3 separate regions of the Homo sapiens genome follow, and all the other regions are linked to region 2. Evidence: chromatin loops called from intact Hi-C (ENCODE). Cell type or tissue: PC-3. All regions are shown on one strand. Links, peaks and the distances in the headings refer to the core of each region. The heading gives the core; the rest is flanking DNA.

Evidence for each region. Hi-C counts contacts between places; a loop is a spot of excess contacts. Peaks named below come from ENCODE experiments on the same cell type or tissue, not always from the same donor. Only the 100,000 strongest peaks of a DNase experiment are listed, where the experiment ranks them.
Region 1: a loop joins it to region 2, with 18 times the contacts of the local background. A loop is called at or near these places in 89 of 110 quality-filtered maps.
Region 3: a loop joins it to region 2, with 4 times the contacts of the local background. A loop is called at or near these places in 4 of 110 quality-filtered maps.

The regions. Positions count from the first base shown.
Region 1 is chr5:76,770,540-76,777,821 of GRCh38, forward strand. No RefSeq gene overlaps it. Among named protein-coding and RNA genes, the nearest start is that of F2RL1, 45 kb to the right of the region's middle. RefSeq lists an enhancer at 2,321-2,820. In PC-3, for the core only: a CTCF peak has its summit at 4,221 (motif pointing left); a DNase peak (open chromatin) is centred at 4,212; H3K27ac peaks cover 307 bases.
Region 2 is chr5:76,598,646-76,605,927 of GRCh38, forward strand. IQGAP2 (IQ motif containing GTPase activating protein 2) reads left to right here. Exons shown (of 36, transcript NM_006633.5): 11 at 2,167-2,327. Among named protein-coding and RNA genes, the nearest start is that of F2RL2, 21 kb to the right of the region's middle. In PC-3, for the core only: CTCF peaks have their summits at 3,013 (motif pointing right) and 3,882; a DNase peak (open chromatin) is centred at 3,026.
Region 3 is chr5:76,686,038-76,693,319 of GRCh38, forward strand. All of the region lies in intron 30 of IQGAP2 (IQ motif containing GTPase activating protein 2), which reads left to right. Among named protein-coding and RNA genes, the nearest start is that of NCRUPAR, 23 kb to the right of the region's middle. In PC-3, for the core only: no CTCF peak of the experiment used is centred there; a DNase peak (open chromatin) is centred at 3,584; H3K27ac peaks cover 3,126 bases.

The DNA of each region.
Region 1 (7,282 bases), core at 1,104-6,103, 170 kb after region 2:
GAGAAAAGAGAATGCTTATACACTATTAGTGGGGATGTAAATTAGTTGTCACTATGGAAAAAAGTTTGGAGATTTCTCAAAGAACTTAGAACTACCATTCAACCCAGCAATCCCATTACTGGGTATACATCCAGAAGAAAATAAATCATTCTTCCGTAAAGACACATGCACTCGTATGTTCATCACACCATGATTCACAGTAGCAAAAACATGGACTCAACCTAGGTGCCCATCAACCGTGCACTGGATAATGAAAATGTGGTACAAATACACATATAGTATTGTGTATATGTGGTACATATATGATCTTATTCTTTTTTATATACACATATACTATGCAGCCATAAGAAAGAATGAGATCATGTCCTTTGCAGCAACATGGAGGAAGCTGAAGGTTATTATCCTAAGCGAATTAATACAGGAACAGAAAACCAAGTAACACATGCTCTCACTTATAAGTGTGAGCTAAACATTGGGTACACAAGGACATAAAGATAGGAACAATAGACGCTGGGAACTACTGGGTGGGAGGAGGTAGGGAGAGAGAAGGGTGAAAAAACGAACTACTGAGGCTGGGCGCAGTGGCTCACGCCTGTGATCCCAACACTTTGGGAGGCCTAGGCAGGCGGATCATCTGAGGTCAGGAGTTTGAGACCAGCCTGGCCAACATGGGGAAACCCCTTGTCTACTGAAAATACAAAAATTAGCCGGGCACCGTGGCGCGTGCCTTAGGCCCAGCTGCTTGGGAGGCTGAGGCAAGAGAATCGCTTAAGCCCAGGAGGCGGAGGTTGCAGTGAGCCGAGATTGTGCCACTGAACTCCAGCGTGGGTGACAGAGTGAGACTCTGTCTCAAAAACAACAACAACAACAACAACAACAACAAACACTATTGGGTACTACGCTCACTAACTGCATGAGGGGATCAATTGTACTCCAGACCTCAGCATCATGCACTATACCCTTGGAACAAACCTGCACACGTACTCCCTAAATCTAAAGTAAAAGTTGAAATGATATTAAAAAAAAAAGAAAAAGGGGCTGTGAATCATAATGACTTTGCTAATTGACATTATTTATTTCTGACTGGGGTTGCTCTCTACTTGCTGGTATAAATGCTTGTATCTGTCCTGCTCTTGGAAACTTGTTAGGAATAGGAATACTAATTTTTCTATACAGAGTACAGCTCCAGGAAGCTGTGGATTAATAAATGCTTGCTCTCAAAAATAATTTGGGCTGTAGCCTCTAACTTACAGTAAGTATAGCCCCTTTATATTCCTCTTTTTCACCTTTAACCACCAGTTAATATGTCAGTACTGTAACTCCAAATATTCAAAGAACCTAGTTAACTTTGCAAAACTGCTATGTAAACATGGTAGCAATAGTTTGTGTGTATTTAGCAAAACAGAGTTAAACACAGTACTTGTATTTATGAAAACAAATAAAAAGGCAAAAAAAAACCCCAACAACCTATATTTATATAAAACAGATTCCAATTCAAGAAGGTAAACTTAGCATGTAGGTTTGTCATTCTTCTTAAGATACTAATGAAGCGATAAAGAATTTAAAAGAGTATAAATCCATAGTCACAAAGATGATGAGGCATGATTTGGGCATCAGCAGTTGAGAGATTTCAACACATTTCTGGGAGATGAAAAGAGAACATGAATTGTAGACAGAGGGAGTGGAGTAGGGGGTTATGTGTGGGAGCAGACTCTGGAGGAGTGAGACTTCTCCGCCCAGACAGGGTGTGGACTGGAGTCTGCATGAGAGGAGAGGAAAACAGAGAAAGGGACTGAAAATAGGATGCTAAACACCGAGATTTTCAAAATGCTGTGGATAATTTTTTAGGACCTAGAATTCCTTATCATCTAAACCAGGTATCAAAAGTAAAGGCAGATAATGACATTTTCAAACTGCCAGGATTCAGCACGTTTACTTACTACATACTCTTTCTTAATGAAGTTCCTTGAGGATGCACTTCAATAAAAAAAAAAGGAGCGGGGAGTGGAGTGGGGGAGGAAATTGAGAAAGAAAAATATGAGGCAATGAAGAAACAAGCCAGGTTGAGAGCTATACAAATTATAACAAATGTCAGATGTCAGGCCGGGCTTGGTGGCTCACGCCTATAATCCCAGCACTTTGGGAGACTAAGGCAGGCAGATCGCTTGAGCCCAGGAGTTCGAGACAAGACTGGGCAACATGGTGAAACCCCATCTCTACCAAAAATACAAAAAAATTAGCCAGGTTGGTGGCGCACACCTGTAGTGCCAGCTGCTAGGGAGGCTGAAGTGGGAGGATCACATGAACTCGGGAAGTTGGGGCTGCAGTGAGCCAAGTCCAGCCTGGACAACAGAGACCCCATCTCAAAAAAACAAACAGGCCAGTTGCGTGGCTCACGCCTGTAAACCCAGCACTTTGGGAGGCCGAGGCGGGCAGATCATGAGGTGCAGTTCGAGACCAGCCTGGCCAACATAGTGAAACCCTGTCTCTTCCAAAAATACAAAAATTAGCTGGGCATGGTGGTGTGTGTTTGTAGTCCCAGCTACTGGGGAGGCTGAGGCAGGAGGAGTGCTTGAACCTGGGAGGCAGAGGTTGCAGTGACCCAAGATCGTGCCACTGCACTCCAGCCTGGGCGACAGAATGAGACTCAATCTCAAAAAAAAAAAAAAAAAAAAAAAAAAAAAGGAATGAAAAACACAAACGAGGGCCGGGTGTGGTGGCTCATGTGTGTAATCCCAGCACTTTGGGAGGCCGAGGCGGATGGATCACCTGAGATCAGGAGTTCAAGACCAGCCTAGCCAACATGGTGAAACCCCATCTCTACTAAAAATACAAAAAATTAGCTGGGCATGGTGGCGGGCGCCTGTAATTCCAGCTACTCAGGAGGCTGAGGCAGGAGAATCGCTTGAACCCGGGAGGCAGAGGTTGCAGTGAGCCGAAATTGCGCCACTGCACTCCAGCCTCTCCAGCCTGGGCAACAAGAGAAAAACTCCGTCTCAAAAAAAAAAAAAAAAAAAAAAGAAAGAAAGAAAAACACAAACGAATGTCTGTGGGCTGCAGGAATACTTACTTGCAAGAAGAAATATACTGGATTCCAGGCAATATATAAAGCAAGTAAGGAACTGAAAAAACAAAAACAAAAAACCAATCTGGAAGAATGTGGTGGCAAAAGCATGTTTCTTTCATTAAGAAAGGTAATGCCGCCTGGCGCAGTGGCTCACACCTGTAATCGCAGCACTTTGGGAAGCTGAGGCGGGCGGATCACCTGAGGTTGGGAGTTTGAGACCAGCCCTACCAAAATGGAGAAACCCCGTCTCTACTAAAAATACAAAATCAGCAGGGCGTGGTGGCGCATGCCTGTAATCCCAGCTACTCGGGATGCTGAGGCAGGAGAGTTGCTTGAACCCGGGAGGCGGAAGTTGCGGTGAGCCGAGATCACGCCATTGCATACCAGCCTGGGCAACAAGAGCTAAACTCCATCTCAAAAAAAAAAAGAAAAAGAAAGAAAGGTAATGCCTAAGCTGGGCGCGGTGTTCACGCCTGTAATCCCAGCACTTTGGGAGGCCGAGGCGGGTGGATCACGAGGTCAGGAGACTGAGACCATCCTGGCTAACACGGTGAAACCCCGTCTCTACTAAAAATACAAAAAATTAGCCGGGCGTGGTGGTGGGCGCCTGTAGTCCCAGCTACTTGGGAGGCTGAGGCAGGAGAATGGCGTGAACCCGGGAGGCGGAGCTTGCAGTTAGCTGAGATCGCGCCACTGCACTCCAGCCTGGGCGACAGAGCGAGACTCCGTCTCAAAAAAAAAAAAAAAAAAAAAAAAAAAAAAAGTAAAAAGTAAAATTTTAAAGAAAACAAATTTCCCAAGCATTTCTCAGTTTGCTTTTGAGAAATGATTACGGTCATTTCCTTTAAGTGGTTAGTTCAGTGAATTATAGCTTTTTGTTAATTTGATTTCACAGCACAGTTTTGAAAATCACCCCAAAAAGTACTGCATGGCTTGAGCTGGCTTTTAACAGAATAAAATTCAATTCTGCTTTGAAGTCTTTATGACCTCCTTTACAGAAATGGTGACATTGTGGGGTTCTGAGCGCACCCTGAAATCACAGGTCTTGTGTGACACTGTGAAAATTACCCAGAACCCTGGGCACCCACTCCTCCACTACGGAAGTCACCAATGCTGGCAAATAGCATAACGGGCTTGTGGCGCCCCCTACTGTCCACTAGGCAAACTGCATCACCTTCCTGAGCTACGTTCCAGGGTGAAGTTAAAAAAGAAATCTGCACTTGGAAAGACTGCATGAAGGCAGTGTCAGGCACGTGTATTTATTTACGTTCTTTAATCAATAGATATGATTTCCAAAATTATTTACATAACAATTTGGGAAATTTGAACGTAAGATGGATATTAGATGATTTGGGAATATTAAGTAATTTTCAAGCCTGGGACCGACACCTGTATGGGAGCTGAGGCAGGAGGGTCACTTAAGTGCAGAAGTTCGAGACAGACAACACAGTGAGGCACCGTCTCTACAAAAAGTTAAAAAAAAAATTAACCAGGTGTGGTGGCAGGTGTCTGGTCCCAGCTACGTAGGAGGCTGAGGTGGGAGGATTACTAGAGCCTAGAGGCCGAGGCTGCAGTGAGTGATGATTGTACCACTGTATATCAGCCTGGATCAGAGTGAGACTCTATCTCTAAATAAATAATGATAATTTTGTTTTGTTTTGTTTTTTTGAGATGGAGTCTTGCCCTGTTGCCCAGGCTGGAGTGCAGTGGCACGATCTCAGCTCACTGCAACCTCCACCTCCTGGGTTCAAGCAATTTTGTCTCAGCCTCCCAAGTAGCTGGGATTACAGGCCCACACCACCACACCTGGCTAATTTTTGTATTTTTAGTAGAGACAGGGTTTCGCCATGTTGGCCAGGCTGGTCTCAAACTCCTTACCTCAAGTGATCCAATCGCCTCGGCCTCCGAAAGTGCTGGGATTACAGGCATGAGCCACAGCTCTCGGCCAATGATAATAATTTTTAAAAAGCAAACTTCTACTAATGAATATCTACATAGAGTGTCCTTATTTTAAGAGATGCATGCTGAAGTTTTTAGGGATAAAATGTCATAATATCTGCAACCAACTGTCAAATGGCTTTAACTCTCATTCAGAGCGAAAGCCAAAGCCCTACGATGACCTACAAGGCCACGTTTAATCTTCACCACCCCTCTTCTCTGTCCTCATCTCCTCCTCCAATCCCTCCTTCTCCCAGCACCAGCCACACTGACCTTTTCAATCATCTGCATACTCTGGCCTCTTCACACCCACTTCCCTGGGCCCAAGATGCCCTTCTCATTAGAGTCTGCATTGCTGGCTCCCTCACTGCCTTCCTACCTCTCTTCAAGAGACTTCTTTTTTTTTTTTCCTTCTTTTTTTGTGAGACAGAGTCTTACTCTGTCACCCAGGCTGGAGGGCAGTGGCAGGATCACAGCTCACTGCAGCCTTGAACTCCTAGGCTCAAGCAGATCTTCCCACCTCAGCCTCCGAAGTAGCTGGGACTGCAGGCACCGGCCACCATGCCTGGCTAATGTTTTTATTTTTTGTACAGGTGGAATCTGCCCATGTTGCTCAGGCTGGTTTCAAAATCCTGGACAGGAGATCCTCCCGCCTCAACCTCCCCACATGTTGGGATTACAGGTGTGAGCCACCTTGTCCGGCCACAAAGATATCTTAGTGACACTTCCTGGCCACAGGCTAAAATTTAATCTACCACTTACCTGCGTTGTTTTCTCTTCTTCGCTCTTAATACAATTTAATGCACTAAAATTTCACTTATCTTTTTTATTGTCTGTGTTGCCCAAAACATCAGTTTACATAAAAGCTTTGATAGTGGTTGTGTTCATTGCTGTATCCACTGGACCTAAACTAGTAACCAGAATATACTTAAAACTCATCTTATATACAATGAGTGAAAAAATAAAAAGCAGTGTGTGGGCTCAAATTTTTACTCTTATAGTCAATTTGCAAATTTTGTTTTAGACTGTGGCATGTACAATGTGTGAAAGATGCCATCTGTTGATGATTGGCAGATTTGACTGGTTTGTGCTCTGAATTAAGAATAATTTACTTTTTCCAATATAAGCTTTAAGTTGAGCCTTTCTAAGTTAAAAAAAAAATCTTCCATCGTATGTCTTTTAGGTACCATTGACATCTTTCCAGGCTTTCACGACAAATTCAAAGGTCAGTGATGGCTATACACCCCCTGAGATGGGGTAGCCGGGTTATGGGTGATTTTTGTCTATCTTTAGTAAACATAAAATTTCACCCAAAATTGTTTCTAGAACAAACATAAATATAAGAGTAGGATATTAGGGCCAGGCGCAGTGGCTCATGCCTATAATCCTAGCACGTTGGGAGGCCGAGGTGGGCGGATCACTTGAGGTCAGGAGTTCAAGACCAGCCCTGCCATCATGGTGAAACCCCATCTCTACTAAAAATACAAAAATTAGCCGGGCGTGGAGGCGCGTGCCTGTAATCCCAGCTACTCGGGAGGCTGAGGCAGGAGAATTGCTTGAACCCGGGATGTGGAGGTTGCAGTGAGCCGATATTGTGCCATTGCACTCCAGCCTGGGGTATGACAGTGAAACACTGTTTCAAAAAAAAAAAAAAAAAAAAAAGGAGTAGGATGTTAGATAAGTTCAGGGATGATAAAGCCATAATGGGTTAACTAGGATGGGGGTTGATTCGTAAGCTTTGAGATCGACTTTTAGAATCAGGCATATAAATCCTGCTGGATTTGAATGCTGTGTAGGATAGAGCACAGGTCTGAAAAAATATGAAAATTCTAATATCTTTATGTACCTAAAACATAGCCTCTTGCGTTTTTTATTTTTATTTACTTATTTATTTTTGAGACAGAGTCTCGCTCTGTTGCCCAGGCTGGAGTGCAGTGGGACAATCTTAGCTTACTGCAACCTCTGCCTCCCAGGTTCAAGCGATTCTCCTGCCTCAACCTCCCAAATAGCTGGGATTACAGGTGCACGCCAGCAGACCCAGCTAATTTTTTGTATTTTTAGTAGAGACAGGGTTTCACTGTCTTAGCCAGGATCATCTCGATCTCCTGACCTTGTGATCCATCCACCTTGGCCTCCCAAAGTGCTGAGATTACAGGCGTGAGTCACGACACCCGGCCGCCTCTTGGGTTATTTTTAAAATCACAGAGACTAGGCTAGTATTCCTAGCAGCAGGTAGAAGGCAAACCCTGTCCATATGGACCTCTGGATGCTGACAAA
Region 2 (7,282 bases), core at 684-5,683:
GTCTTAGTAATACAGATCAAAAGCCCATGATGCTGACAGTTACGTTCTAGAAAATAAGCCTGAAGGATATGAACCAAATAGCTTTGGCCACAGAGATGTTTCACAGCATTGTTTAGAATACTGAAAACCAGGAAACAAATGTTTAATTAATAACAGATTGCCTATAAATTAATAACATTTATGGTGCTTGTACATGTGAGAAATATGTGCAACCAGTAAAAATGATAATGTAAAGAATGACTGGAAAAGATATCCATACTAATATTAAGTGGGAAAAATAAGATTAAGATATATAGCATTATCTTGTTTTTTGCAAAAAGAAAGTGAAGTCAGTTATAAAGACAAAACCTCTGCAAATGTATATATGAATTTAAAATACATAAAAGGATATACACAAAAGAGCTTGAGTGGTAGCATTTGTTTTCTTATTCTTGCTTACTAAGACTTCTGTATTGGCTGAGTGTGGTAGTTCCTGTCTGTAATCTTAGCACTTTGGGAGGCTGAGACAGGAGGATCACTTGAGGCCAGGAGTTCAAGACCAACCTGGGCAACATAGGCCTCATCTTTACAAAAATAATAATAATAATTAAAAAGACTCCCTATGTTTCCTAAATAGAAATATAGTATTTGTAATAAAAGAAAAATAGCTTATTTTCTTAATTTCATTCAGGTTCTCTCATTAATATTTTCTTCCACTTCTCTGGCTCTGAAGCTCAAGGCTACTTATGCTTGAGGACACTCATTCATCCTCAACTGGCCATAGTTAACCTGTGGCTGTCCAACCTCATTTCTTCTTCCTCTCTCCTTATCCTTTTTGCTGTAAACCAATTTAGGTATCCACGGACAGGTCACTGAAAGAGATAGAGGAGGTGAATTATAAACGATTCCATTCTGCTCTTATAATTTGATACTTTGTATGTTAAACTTGTATTTAATGTAATATATTTAAATAAAATTTACTTACATGCTCTCGATGGTAACCCCTTCTTCCCATTTGCTTTGAAAGATTAAACTATCCCTTTTTATTCTGAAATCAGTTTGCTGCGAGACTTCTGTGGAGATCCAGAAAGATATAATAATGCATTTTAAGATGAACATTATGTTATATATTAAATACCTGTAATATCCTAAATGTAAAATATGTATCAGCTTTTCCTTAGTGGTTCTTTTTCATGCTCCTGCTCCTTATGTCCCTTCAATATGATGAAAAAAATATTCCTTTTGAAGTTGGGCCAAGATAATATAAAATGGTTAAATGGAAGAAGATATTAAAGGGGAAGGGTGTTCTGAAATCTAAGACGTATTTTTTTGGATAAGCTAAATCCAGATTTTAAATCATATAAACCTGGAGATCTGGCCAGGTGTGGTGATTCATGCCTGTAATCCCAGCACTTTGGGAGGCTGAGGCAGAAGAATCGCTTGAACCTGGGAGGCGGAGGCTGCAGTGAGCCTAGATCGTGCCATTGCACCCCAGCCTGGGCAACAAGAGCCAAACTCCATCTCAAAAAATAATAATAATAAAAATAAAGCAAACCAAACCAAACAAAAAAACCTGGAGAGCTTTACTTGCTTTACCAAAAGATCACCTCAGATTTCTTCAAATATCTTGACCTGGTAGTGTATTTTAAAATTTCTATTTTAAAATTTATGAAAATGTCACTTTAACTTTTTTTGAATTAAATCAGTAGTCTTGGTTTGAAGACCTTGCTTTGTGCTTCAGATTATAACTTTTCAGTGAAATTCTCCCAACCTTCCCTTAACCCTTAATTCAAACTGGAAATCGTTAGCTGTGCTAAAATGTTACCTGGCACTCTCAGTCAGTGACAATGTTATCTAGTCCTTGGCTTAATTATATGGCTGGACTGAGCCTTTAAGCAACCAGTATAGCTAGGAGTAGGGATCAGCAATGGGAATGCAGATATTTGTGGAATCGTAACTTTTCATTGTAATCAACCCAGTCCCAAAAAATGATCATCTAATGAAAGCCCAGGAGCCATATACCTGTTCTTAAAGCCAGTGGAAAGCAGGTGGCCACGACTCCTCTTTCTGCTGAGCTATCAAGTTCTTTGACTTTTTGTTGTTTGTTGAAATGTGCATTGTAAACCTCCATCATGCACATGAGGTGTGTTGTGTGGGGAGCTTATGTTGCCATATGTTTTCCAACAGAACTACTTGGCCCACGAGGAGCTTTTGATTGCTGTGGAAATGTTGTCTGCTGTTGCTTTACTAAACCAGGCCTTGGAAAGCAACGATCTTGTGTCTGTGCAGAATCAACTCAGAAGCCCCGCAATAGGCTTAAACAATCTGGACAAGGCATATGTGGAACGGTAAGGAACATTTTCCAAACCTTCTTTCAATGCAGAAATGCATGTTTGGCAGATCTTAAAAGTGAGGAATTTGCCTGTTGGTGGAGAAATCCATATACCATGCTCATGTTTCTTGAAAACTAGTCTGTTTTAAGAGTCCTTCTAATTAGTATCCTTGTTTACAGTATTCCTTCTGGGGAACAAGAAGAATCAGAAAGTGATCATCCTGTGGCAATTAATAAATGACTTTGTCGTTGGCAAAGATTATTTGATAGGCTGAAAATAAAGGAACTATTGGAAACATACCTTTCCTTGGGCGTCTTTTGGAAACCGCAGAATGTAGAAGAGTTGGAAGCAACTTTAATAATCATCCAGTCCAATTCTTTTATGTCACTGATGCAGAAACAGAATCCGGGTTATGGACCTAAAATTGGGCAGTTGGGCCCCAAACTCCACTCTTCTGATTATTAAGCCAAAGAAATCCTGAGACCACAGTGGGTCATGGCAGTGGGTAACAACATCCATTTATCTTTCATTTCATGTTTCTGAAGTGTGCTACCAGATAGTACAACTGATAGCATTGTTATAAAACACTATAGCGGATCTTGAGAGAAAATCAAATGGCCAGAATTGGGAGCCAGATGAGAGAGTCGCTGAGATAAAAGCCCCAGTTAAAATGAGTGAATCTTGGATTCTTGTAACCACCAGGGGGAGATGTCTGCACAGATCTTGACAAAAGCTCTTTTCAGCTACTGATTTTGGAACGGCTCTAATAGGCAGGTTGGCTAATTCTCTTGGGTCATGTACAGTTGCCAAGGAAAAACCAGAGATTTCTTAGGTTAAACAAATGGTATTTGACCACTTGTCTATGTAGTGAATGGCCAAAAGGTAATGGAAGGATGGTGGGTTTTCCTTGTTTTTAGTCTTTTTGGAGAAACTAATTCTCTTGTTCTACTTAAATTTGGCCATCTGGTTCATATGACTCCTTAGAGTGTGTTTCCAAGGTAATTTATATCTACCACCACTGTTTCTGTTACTTGTTAATGGCACCATTCTCTCCTGTAAGCTTAGAAACCTGAAGCCCAATTTGAGTTTCCCTCTGCCCTCAGCCGGGCACCCTCGTGCTCTAAAGAGCCTGCTGTCAGTAGCCAGTCTATGTGCCTTATACCTCTGCAAGATGTTTCCATTTCCCTGCAACCACCCTCACTTAGACTTCTCACTTTTGCTTCTGTAGTAACCCCTAAATTGGTCATCCTACTTCTTTTCTCTCCCCATTCATTAATCATTCCTACCTAACCAGGCTTTGCCATACTTTCTCAGTGCTAGAGTAGAAGACAGACCCGGTCAATCCCTTATGAAGCTTACAGGCTAATGGGGCATCTTGGTGAGATAACTGTCAAGACTATTCCACATATTTAGCATCCCTGGCAACTGTCCTCCACATGACATTAGCCCCTGACTCACCCATTCTGATTATCAAAAATGCCTGCTTCTTCATTTACAAATACCCTTAAAGAAGTGGTCCCATTCTATTTGAAAACCATATTCATACCTGTAGTTTCCAGCTGGGACCTACAGATGGAGCCTCACAGTTCGAGTGTTCTGTGTGAAGAACTTTTAAAATGTTTTGATTTTTTTTTTTTAATTTAAATACATTCTGGATCTGGAAGACCCAGTACTGACATGGGATTTAAGGGCCCACTTGGGTTCTTGTATTGACACTTGTATTGGCCCCAAATGATCTTCTACAGCCTTGGCATTTTACTTCCAAAGTCAGCATCTTAACTTGGGATCTTGGAATCCCAGTTTTGCAGATTATCAAGTTTGAGAAACACGGCTCTGTCCAGGGCCTCTCCCCATAGAGTGCAGGTTCTTCATAGCACAAGTGTGCTGTGCATGGCCACCTTGACAAATTCATGCAAAGTCTCTCCCTGTTCACCGTGGCTTCTACTCTTGGGGCTGTGTTTGCCCAGAGAGATTCTTTTGTCTAATTCTCACAAAAGTATTGTATGGGTTAACATTAGCCTTGGGCATACACTGTTCCCAGATTAACTGTTCTAAAATGTAACCCTATTCATAATTCTGTTTGATTGTTCCTTGTTCACATCCGAATTAAGAACAGACTTCTCATTCTAAGCATGTTGCTCTGACCTTACCTCCAGCTCCATCCCTACTCGTATTTTGTGCTTTAGCCAAGTCCAAGTGTACTTTCTGGTCTCTGTGTTCCTATGCGTGGTCCTCTCACCATCAGGAACTTGGTGCCTTTACCCAGCTCAGCTAAACACAGTATTGGAGCTTCTGAGCCCTGCCTACCATACATTATGTTCTGTGAGGTATATCCGTGCTTCTCCCCACCCTAGCATCTGATGTTATCTCTCCTGGGAGGTAGCATGATGTGGTTAAAGGAGCATATGCCTTGGAACCAAAAATATCTGAGATTGACCCTCCCTAACTAAGCCTTTTTCCTTCATCTATAAAGCACAAAAACAAAAGAAACAAAAGCCCCACTCTGCATTTGCAGAACTGTTTTGAGGATTTAGTGTTTGGTTCAGTGCCTGTCCCAGGGAGGGTGCTCCACCAATAAGGGTTTCCTTCCACTTCTTGCTTTGAACCCCATTATATCTACTCTTATGGACTCTTTAATGGTCCTTCCTGTGCTCTGCTTTTATACCTTTTTGGAATTTTTGTCGTCTTACCCACTGGTCTGAAAGCATAAAGGCTGCACCTTTTTCCTCCTAATATTCCTGTAGTGCCTGCCATGTTTTACATGTAGTAAGTGCTCACAAACATCTGCTGAACTAAATTGGATTACTGATCTTCTCAGAGCTTCCCAGGGCTCTTAGATTAGTAGACTCCTTACTAGTCTGTCCATAGATGAGGTGAAGAGAACTGAGAGGAGTGAGAGGAGAGGACATTGACCTGTTTGGGGAAACTACGGAATATTTCCCAAAGTTGGTAACTTCAGTACTGGAGAGAAATACTCAATTGGAAAAGCCTGTGGAGTTCTCTTGTGTTACTTTAAAAAAAATTTTTTTTTATTATTATACTTTAAGTTCTGGGATACATGTGCAGAACATGCAGGTTTGTTACATAGGTATACAAGTGCCATGGTGGTTTGCTGCACCCATCAACCCACCATCTAGATTAGGTATTTCTCCTAATGCTATTCCTCCCCTAGTTCCCCACCCCCTGACATGCCTCGGTGTATGTTGTTGTTCCCCTCCCTGTGACCACATGTTCTCATTGTTCAACTCCTACTTATGAGTGGGAACATGTGTTGTTTGGTTTCTGTTCCTGTTAGTTTGCTGAGAATGATGGTTTCCAGCTTCATCCATGTCCCTGCAAAGGACATGAACTCATCCTTTTTTTTTATGGCTGCATAGTATTCCATGGTGTATATGTGCCACATTTTCTTTATCCAGTCTATCATTGATGGACATTTGGGTTGGTTCCAAGTCTTTGCTATTGTGAACAGTGCCGCATAAACATACAGGTACATGTGCCTTTATAGTAGAATGATTTATAATCATATAATGGGATTACTGGGTCAAATGGTGTTACTTTTAAAATCTTTTCCTTTATAGCTTGTTTTTGTTCATTTCTAAAGAAATGATGGGTAGTTGTATTTCTTTCTGTGTTTATTTTTTACTTTCTCATTTCACTCCTGTTGGGTCAGCATTTAGACGTTAAGTGTATGGGATGCCCATAAGGACTTTGCGCTTTTGGAATGGTCTCCATCTGTGAGGGACACTAACCAGTGCAAGTTACCGATAATCCAAATCGTTATTGTGGTCAGTATTATTTATTATACATTACTAGTGTATTTCACATCTGCACTTGGCGAGGCCTCATTCAGCTACAGAAAATAAATTGTTACCACCATTTCCTATTTTTGAATGTTTTTCTCTCAAGCTACTCTCTATGGAAGACACCGCATGTCACCTTGAAGCATGCAGAATTTTGAAAAAGTTTGTCACAACCAAGAAAACAGTTTTAGACTTCATATAATGTTTCTTCTTTTAACCTCTGCCATTACTAGATCCCTAGAGACTATTCAGAATTCAAACTGCAGAGTGACTCATTATGTACACAGAAGATTGTTCTTCATTGCCCTGGTGCAAAGACATAAAAGCACACTAAACTATCTAGTTTTATTAATTTTCGCTGGAATAGTTCATGTTAGCCTATGGTTGTAACATTGGTTCTGTGAAAATTGGAAAGTGGGAAAATTGATAATTGAGAAGTAAAAGTTTCTTAATATATCAGTATGAGTAAGTTTTTCCCTGAAATTTCCCCAGGCAGAAAAAAAGTAATTGGAGTGGTTGACTAAACTGTATCTTCCAGAGGGCTATGCACAGTGAGAAGGGTCATTGGTCATAAACAATGGGTGAGAGGGCCATTTTTAATTTTAATTTTATTTTTTTATGGAGACAGAGTCTCCCTGTGTTGCCCAAGCTGGTCTTTAACTCCTGGGCTCAAACGATCCTCTCACTCAGCCTCCCAAATTGCTGGGATTACAGGTGTGAGCCACCACGCCAGGCCTAAGAGAGATTTTTGAGTATTGGCTAGGAGCCTTTGGAGAAATGGGCAGGTGAAAAGGAATTTCAGTATATCCTGGTTTAACTCATGTGCCACCTCTTCAGGACAACATACGGTAAAGATTGTGCTACTCAGCAAGGTTTCTGGAACTGCATTTGCATGTTATCTGATTCCTCAGTGTCATATTAGGCCTCAAAGTGGCTCTATATTAGGGTTGTAGTAGAAAAGGTCTTTTAAAACTTAGATTTTGGAAGGAACAAGAGAAATAATGAAAAGGACACTTGATGATAGAAAGATTGAGACCCATAGTAACTCTGAATTTTGCCCTGTAACAATCATCTGAAGACTGAGAAGAACCAAGACATACAAAGGGGAGGAAAATTAGTAACTAGGGAAAAGTAATTTCACAGACTTGAAAGTTTCCAGTTTTGCTTGAG
Region 3 (7,282 bases), core at 1,343-6,342, 88 kb after region 2:
TTTCCAATGACCAGTAATGTTGAGGATCCTTCCATATGTTTGTCATCCACTTGTGTATTTATGTATTCTTTTTGGAGAAATGTCTATTTAACTCCTTTGTCCATTTTAAAATTAGGTTGTTTGTGGTTTTGTTCCTCAGTTGTAAGAGTTGTTTATATATTCTGGACACTGGACCATTATCAGATATATGATTTGCAAATATTTTTGCCCCTTGTGTGGGCTTTTTACTCTCTTGATAATGTCCTTTTCCGCACAAATGTTTTTTTTTTTTTATTTTGATGAAGTCCAGTTTATCTGTTTTTTTTGTTGTTGTTGTTGTTGTTGTTGTTGTTACTTGTGAGATTTACCCCAATGTTTTGTTCTAAAGGTTCTATAGTTTTAGCTTTTACAGTTAGGTCTATTAACCCTTTTTGAGTTCATTTTTGTGTGTGGTGTGAGACAGGTGTCCACCTTCATTCTTTCTTGTTGTTATTGTTGTTGTTTTTTGTTTGAGACAGCGTCTCGCTCTGTCGCCCAGGCTGGAGTGCAGTGGCATGATCTCGGGTCACTGCAAGCTCTGCCTCCTGGGTTCATGCCATTCTCCTGCCTCAGCCTCCCAAGTAGCTGGGACTACAGGTGTCTGCCACCATGCCCAGCTAATTTTTTGTGTTTTTAGTAGAGACGGAGTTTCATCATGTCAGCCAGGATGGTCTCCATCTCCTGACCTCATGATCCGCCCACCTCAGCCTCCCAAAGTGCTGGGATTACAGGCGTGAGCCACCACTCCTGGCCCCACCTTCATTCTTTTGCATGTGGATGTCCAGTTGTTCTAGCACTATTAGTTAAACAGACTATTCTTTCTTCATAGAATGGTCTAGGCACCCTTGTCAAAAACTAATTGACAATACATGTATGGCTTTATTTCTGGATTTTCAATTCTACTCCATTCACTTATATGTCTATCCTTGTACTAGTGCCACACCATATTGATCACTGTAGCTTTGTAATGAGTTTTGAAATACGGAAGTCCTCCAACTTCTTTCTTCTTTTTCAAGATTGTTTTAGTCTTGCAGTTGAATAGGTCTCTTGCAGTTATATGTGAATTTTAGGATCAACTTTTCCATTTATGTAAAAAAGGCTTGAGGCCAGTGTTTTAATAGAGGCCCTAAGTCTTTTATGCTCAAAGGCCTTCCTCTTGGCATACTGTGAGATCTTACTGTTGGCCGACCACTTTACTAAGCAGCCCAGTGATCAATGTAGGTAACAATTTGAAATCAACACTGACTGGTTAGCCATCCCTGAAAGTGAAATTTGGATATTGCCCAAAAGGTTCAATAGAATTAGTTCTATGATTTTAGCCAAGCCCTGCTTCTAAATATACTTCCTTTAAAGTACATATTTGAAAAAATCTTGATACTAACAGATAATTACAAAGTGCAGCATTGACAGGGAACCTGAAAACTGAGTCTTTTTCTTGCAGGCAAGGAAACTAAAGTCTAAAAGTACCAGTATCAGTCCATGGCCTGTTAGGAACCAGGCGACACAGCAGGAGGGGAGCAAGTGAAGCTTCATCCTGTATTTACAGCTGCTCCCCATTGCTGGCATTAACACCTGAGCTCCACCTCCTGTCAGATCAGTGGCAGCAGTAGATTCTCATAGGAGTATGAACCCTATTGTGAGCTCCACATGCAAGGGATCTAGGTTGCACACTCCTTATGAGAATCTAATGCCTGATGATCACTGTCTCCCATCACCCACAGATGGGACTGTCTAGTTGTAGGAAAACAAGCTCAGGGCATCCACTCATTCTGTATTATGGTGAGTTGTATAATTATTTCATTATATATTACAATGCAATAATAATAGAAACAAAGTGCACAATAAATGTAACGCACTTGAATCATCTTCCCGAAACCATCCCCCACCCTGTCCATGGAAAAATTGTCTTCCACAAAACCTGTCCCTGGTGCCAAAAGGGTTGGGGACCACTCCTTTAAAATATTGATTTGAACTCTCATGAGGATGACTTTTTTGATTTGAACACTCTCATCAGGATGACTTTTTTCCAAGCTAATAAACCGAATTTGTAACTCAAGCATAAGATATAGTTCTTGAGATTCATTAGAGAACCAAATTTAACTAAAATCGGACAATGACTTTTATAAGTTATGAAGTGGACAGACATGAAATGCAGAGCAATTGGGATGTGAAAATACCTAGCTTTTCTCTATCAAAAAACTATTCTGCTTTTTTGTGAAACAGATTGTGTTCTTAACTTTCAGAAATGCCCTTATGTTTAATTACAATGTCACTAGTTTTCCAGTCATGAGTAACTCATCTTCATGGAGGCCCCCACAGTAGCAGAATTTGAGGCATTGTTAATCATTATGTTTGTAAATTTAATTCCATGCTAGTCTCATAATTCTTACTCATCAGATGAAGATGAAGATGATGATAATAGCAAACACCTATGTAGTGCTTACCATGGCCAGGGACAGTTTTTATATACTGTGCAAATGCAAAGTGTTCCAGAATTCCAAACCTTTTGAGAGCTGACAGTGGTCAAAGGAAATGCTCTTTGGAGCGTTTTGAATTTTCGGATTTAGGATGCTGAAGCAGTAAGTATATAATGCAAATGTTCCAAAATCTGAAAAGATAAAAAATCTGAAACACTTTTGGGCCCAAGCATTTTGAAAAAGGGACCCACAATCTGTAAAGAGAGAAAGAGAATAACATGTGCATATATATATATTAAAATAAACATGTATAAAATATGTATGTAATATTCTCAGCAACCCCAAGAGAGTGGAGGTTATTATCAGTATTTTACAGATGAGGAAACTAGGCACAGAACAGGTATAAACCTTTTCCTGGGTAACACAGTTACTAAGTGGAGCAGAGATTCAAACCCACATGATTTGAAATCCTCCAGGGCCCACACTCTTGATCATAAAGTTTTACAACTTGTCGAGGGCAAGGTCATTGTTCTTTGCATTCTTAGGAATCTTAGAATAAATAATGAGAATTATTAGCTGAGCAGTTACTGAGTAACGGAGGCTGGAGCATCTTTCCAGGCCAAAGAGGAGGGACAAAGGGCACATATCGGAGTAGGAAGAAACATTTATTTCTTTTTCCCTTGTGTATGTTTATAGAATAGAGAACCTCAGTTTGGGCTATTGCTATTTTTCTAATACTACCAAGCACAGGGATATTTAAAAAAAAAAAAAAAAAAAAAAAAAACCTGGTCGAGGAATCCTAAAAACCTAGTCGAGGGGTCTTAGGGATGACATAGGGTTATAGCCTCAATCTATCACTTATTAACCATGGAACTCAGCAAGTTGCCTCGCCATCAGTTTTCTCCTCCATAATATAGAGGAGAGGGGAAAGGAAGGGCTATGATGATCACATGAAATTATAATTAATACCACATAAATTATATAAAACTATGCAGTTGTCAACCTTTCATTATAACTTATGATTCAACTTAAAATATGTGATCCTTATGGCCTTAATTAAGCTTAGTTTCCCACAAAAGTATGTGTGTTTAAGTAGAAGGCAATATTTGTGGTTTTTAATCATACTTAGCTGCTTGAGTGCTTAAATTGTCATCTCTTAAGAATTTCCTGTCACATGATTAAGTTTAGGTTCCATGATCCCAGCTGAAAGATTTCCTTGTTTTTTGGTCCAAACTAGCAGGAGCACTAAATGGCTAAGGTGATATTTGAGGTCTGGAGCTAATAATGTAAATTATCTTGTTAGGATGTTAAATACTGAAAATATTCCTTAGTTTCCACAAACACTGATTGCTTTTCAACCTTGGGCACAGTATAAGCAGATGACAGAGGGGGAGCTTCAGGAATGCTACTGGTAATAATAGATACCATATGAATGGAGTGGCCAAACCCAAGGGGCCACACCAGCTTACAAGCGCCGTATGGGCTCATTTATCTACAGTGGGGTTTGAGCACAGCTATGATGAATAAACTCCCTGGTGTATTTCTTTCTCTTTTTTTCTTAATTCTTTTTCAAAATTAGATACCTCCTCATTCAGGGAGAGCAAGACCCGTGGTTTGGATCAACCTATCTTACATATTTGAAGAGCCCTGGCGCCAGTACTCTAAGCAGTTGATTTATGCTGGTCAGACCATATCCAGAATGTTATATTTGGACTGGGGTGGGAAGGGGGATGCATATTAAGGTCATTGGTAACTGGAATGTGAGCAGGACTGTGAGCTCTCTGCAGATGCCATTGTGAGGAGCTTTAAGGGACTGAGTGGTTTCACTTGGAAAAAGGAAAGATGGTGGAAGAGGGGATAGAGGAACACAGTCTTGGCATTTCTCTATAGGTTTTTCAGGAGCTGCTGATTTGGAAAGGGAATTGGACTTGTTTCCTGCAGCTCTAGTCTCTTAGGTCTTAGTTGCCACATTTGTACAATCAGGGATTGGATTGTTTTTCAAAGGTCTCTCTCCGGGCCACAGTCCTAAGACTAACCAGGTTTCATGACTGGGTGGCCCTGGAAGGCAGGCCTCTCAGAGTGAGCTCCTGTTTGAGAATGGAATGTGCCAATATTGTACTCTCCAAAAGAAATTTAATATGAGCCACATGTAATTTTAACTTTTCTAGAAGCCTTATTTTAAAAAGAAATAGATGAAATTAATTCTAATAATATATTTTATTTAACCCAATATATCCAAAAATATTTAAATATGTAATAAATGTAAAAAATTGATGAAATATTTTACATTCTTTGTTTCATACAACATCTTCAAAATCCAGTGTGTGTTTCACACAGCACATCTCAGTTTGTACTAGCCATGTCTCAAGTGCTCAAGTGCCACCTGTGGCCAGTGGCGGCCATCATGGGCAGCACAGCTTTAACGACCATGTGAGTGCTTACCATGTGCCAGACCTCACAGAAGGCTTTAGATCTTTTCATCCAATCCTTGCATCAGTCCTGAGAGATTCCTGTTTTATAAACGAAAAAACAAAACCTACAAGGATTATATAACTTGCACAAATCCACATGGCTAATATGCAACAAGAGTCCAAGCCAAGACAGATTTGGCTTTAAATCTGTCCGTCCCCGTCGTCCTTAAGCACTAGACACACTGTAGTGGGAGGGAGGTGGGTTCCCTGTCATGGGACTGGATGGTTACTTATGTCTGAGGTAGAACTTTGGCAATGAATTCCACAGGCCTGGTGTACAGTAGAAGTCCAAGGGAAACAGGCTGTGTGAGCAGTTTGTCCTCCAGCAACTCTTGAGCAAATAAACATTCTTTGTCTTTGGTGGGGCACGTTTTATTGACTCCAGTCATTTGGTCATTGCACAGCTTCTCTAAAGAACTAGAAGTTCCCTAGAAACTGTATATCACAATTAGTTCTGAGAATACTATTTCAAACAAGAAAGTTACTATATTGACATTTTTTAAATCATCCAAAGCTTTTATTTTTAACTCAGTGTTCCTGTTTAATACATTGATGATGATGGCTGGAGGAAGGTGGTGTGTAGGAAGGAAAGGATACATTGCTTTCTCAGCCACAGCCGCTTTAGGAAACATGCCATCCCCCACGTGGCTGTAATTAGCTGTGGGCCCACCTTTGAGTCTCTGTGGAGTATTTAGCTGTGCATTCCCAGACAGCCTGTAAATCCCCAGCAGCAAAGGGTCATGGGGCCAGAGGAAATGGTTCTCCAAAGGCTAGGGGGAAGGGAGGCAAGGAAGACACATTGTGATTGTTCTTTTCACACAGACTTCTGATAAATAGGAAATGAGAAAAATGATGTTTACAGATGGCTTATTGGATTTTATCCTATTTTCAAAAGTAATATATTTGTAATTAACTTGAAGGGTTTTCTCTGTCATTTGGGAGTAGTTGCCCATATCCTTCAAAATGTGAAAATTTTGTTCTCATTTCTAAATTTCATGCTACATGAACATTTCCTGCTAGAGTTTAGGAAGAAAAATTAGTCATTCAGTGATATCATGTAATGACTCTGAAATAACTAAAGTTAAATGCAATAACGGGACTACAGTAAAAGTGAAACTTCAGATGTCAATTAGACCAGTGTATGTATAATTTAAACAAACTTTTGTCTGTGTTTCCTTTTCTTCTTTCTTTTCTTTCTTTCTATCTATCTATCTAGATATCTATCTGAGATGGTATCTCACTCTGTCACCCAGGCTGGAGTGCAGTGGCACGATTTCAGCTTACTGCAACCTCTGCCTCCCGGGTTTAAGCAATTCTCACACTTAGGCCTCCTGAGCAGCTGGAATTACAGGCACATGCCACCATGCCCAGCTAATTTTTGTATCCTTAGTAGGGATGGGGTTTCGCCATGTTGGCCAGGGTGGTCTGGAACTTCTGACCGCAGGTGATCCGCCCACCTCGGCCTCCCAACATGCTGGGATTACAGGAGTGAGCCACCGCGCCTGGCCCTTTTTTTTCTTTTTAGAAGGAAAGCCTTTTCCAATAATACTGTTTCCACCTTATGTAAAAGTGAGCAAATTTGACCCTTTAGCTTTTATGTTAAAACCTTTGTACGTAATTACATAACATGATGCCTCCCTAGGAAGTGGTGGCCAATTGCCATAAAGAACACCTATGAGAGAACTACGGTTTTCGTACTTCCAGAAGAATTTTCCAGCTCTTTACTGTTTACTGAGAAGCTCTTCTATTCTCTTCCACCTGAAGACTGGAAGAAGACCTAACAAATAGGTTTCTTTGTTAACCCTATTTGTTAGTTGCTCAGGCCCTTGAACACCATCCTCCTCGCTGCTGTGTCAGCTGACAGACCAAGCCTCCACAGCCCACACTGAACGTTCGCTCCCACTGGTCTTCAGACTCTTTAATAGCTTTCTGATAGTAGGAAAGGTAACAGTTGGTCTGGCTCCTAAAGGCTTATGAGGTATTAAGCCAGCTCAGAAGTCTAGGTGCTATTAAAGTCAGGAAAGGAGAATATTAGATATCATTCCTGCACTCTGCAGTAGCAGGCCATATCAGCAGCACTTGCTCCCCCTGCCCATCAAAAAGTAGTCTCCGTCTAAAAAAGAAGGAAAAGTATTTAGAGAGGAAATCTTGTGATACACTTGTGCCCATGTTACTGACAGTATAATGCTACAACATCAAGCACAGAAAGCCCAGACTTTGATTATCAAGCATTCATAAACTTTCAGGAGCCTTATAGCAGACCTGGTGAATATCCGCAAGAATGTTTTATTTTAAGGTATTATCTTTGAAGCTTCAGTATTGTATGTGTTTGTGCACTCTCTTAGGAGAAACAGATTTTTGTGCATAAGGACTACA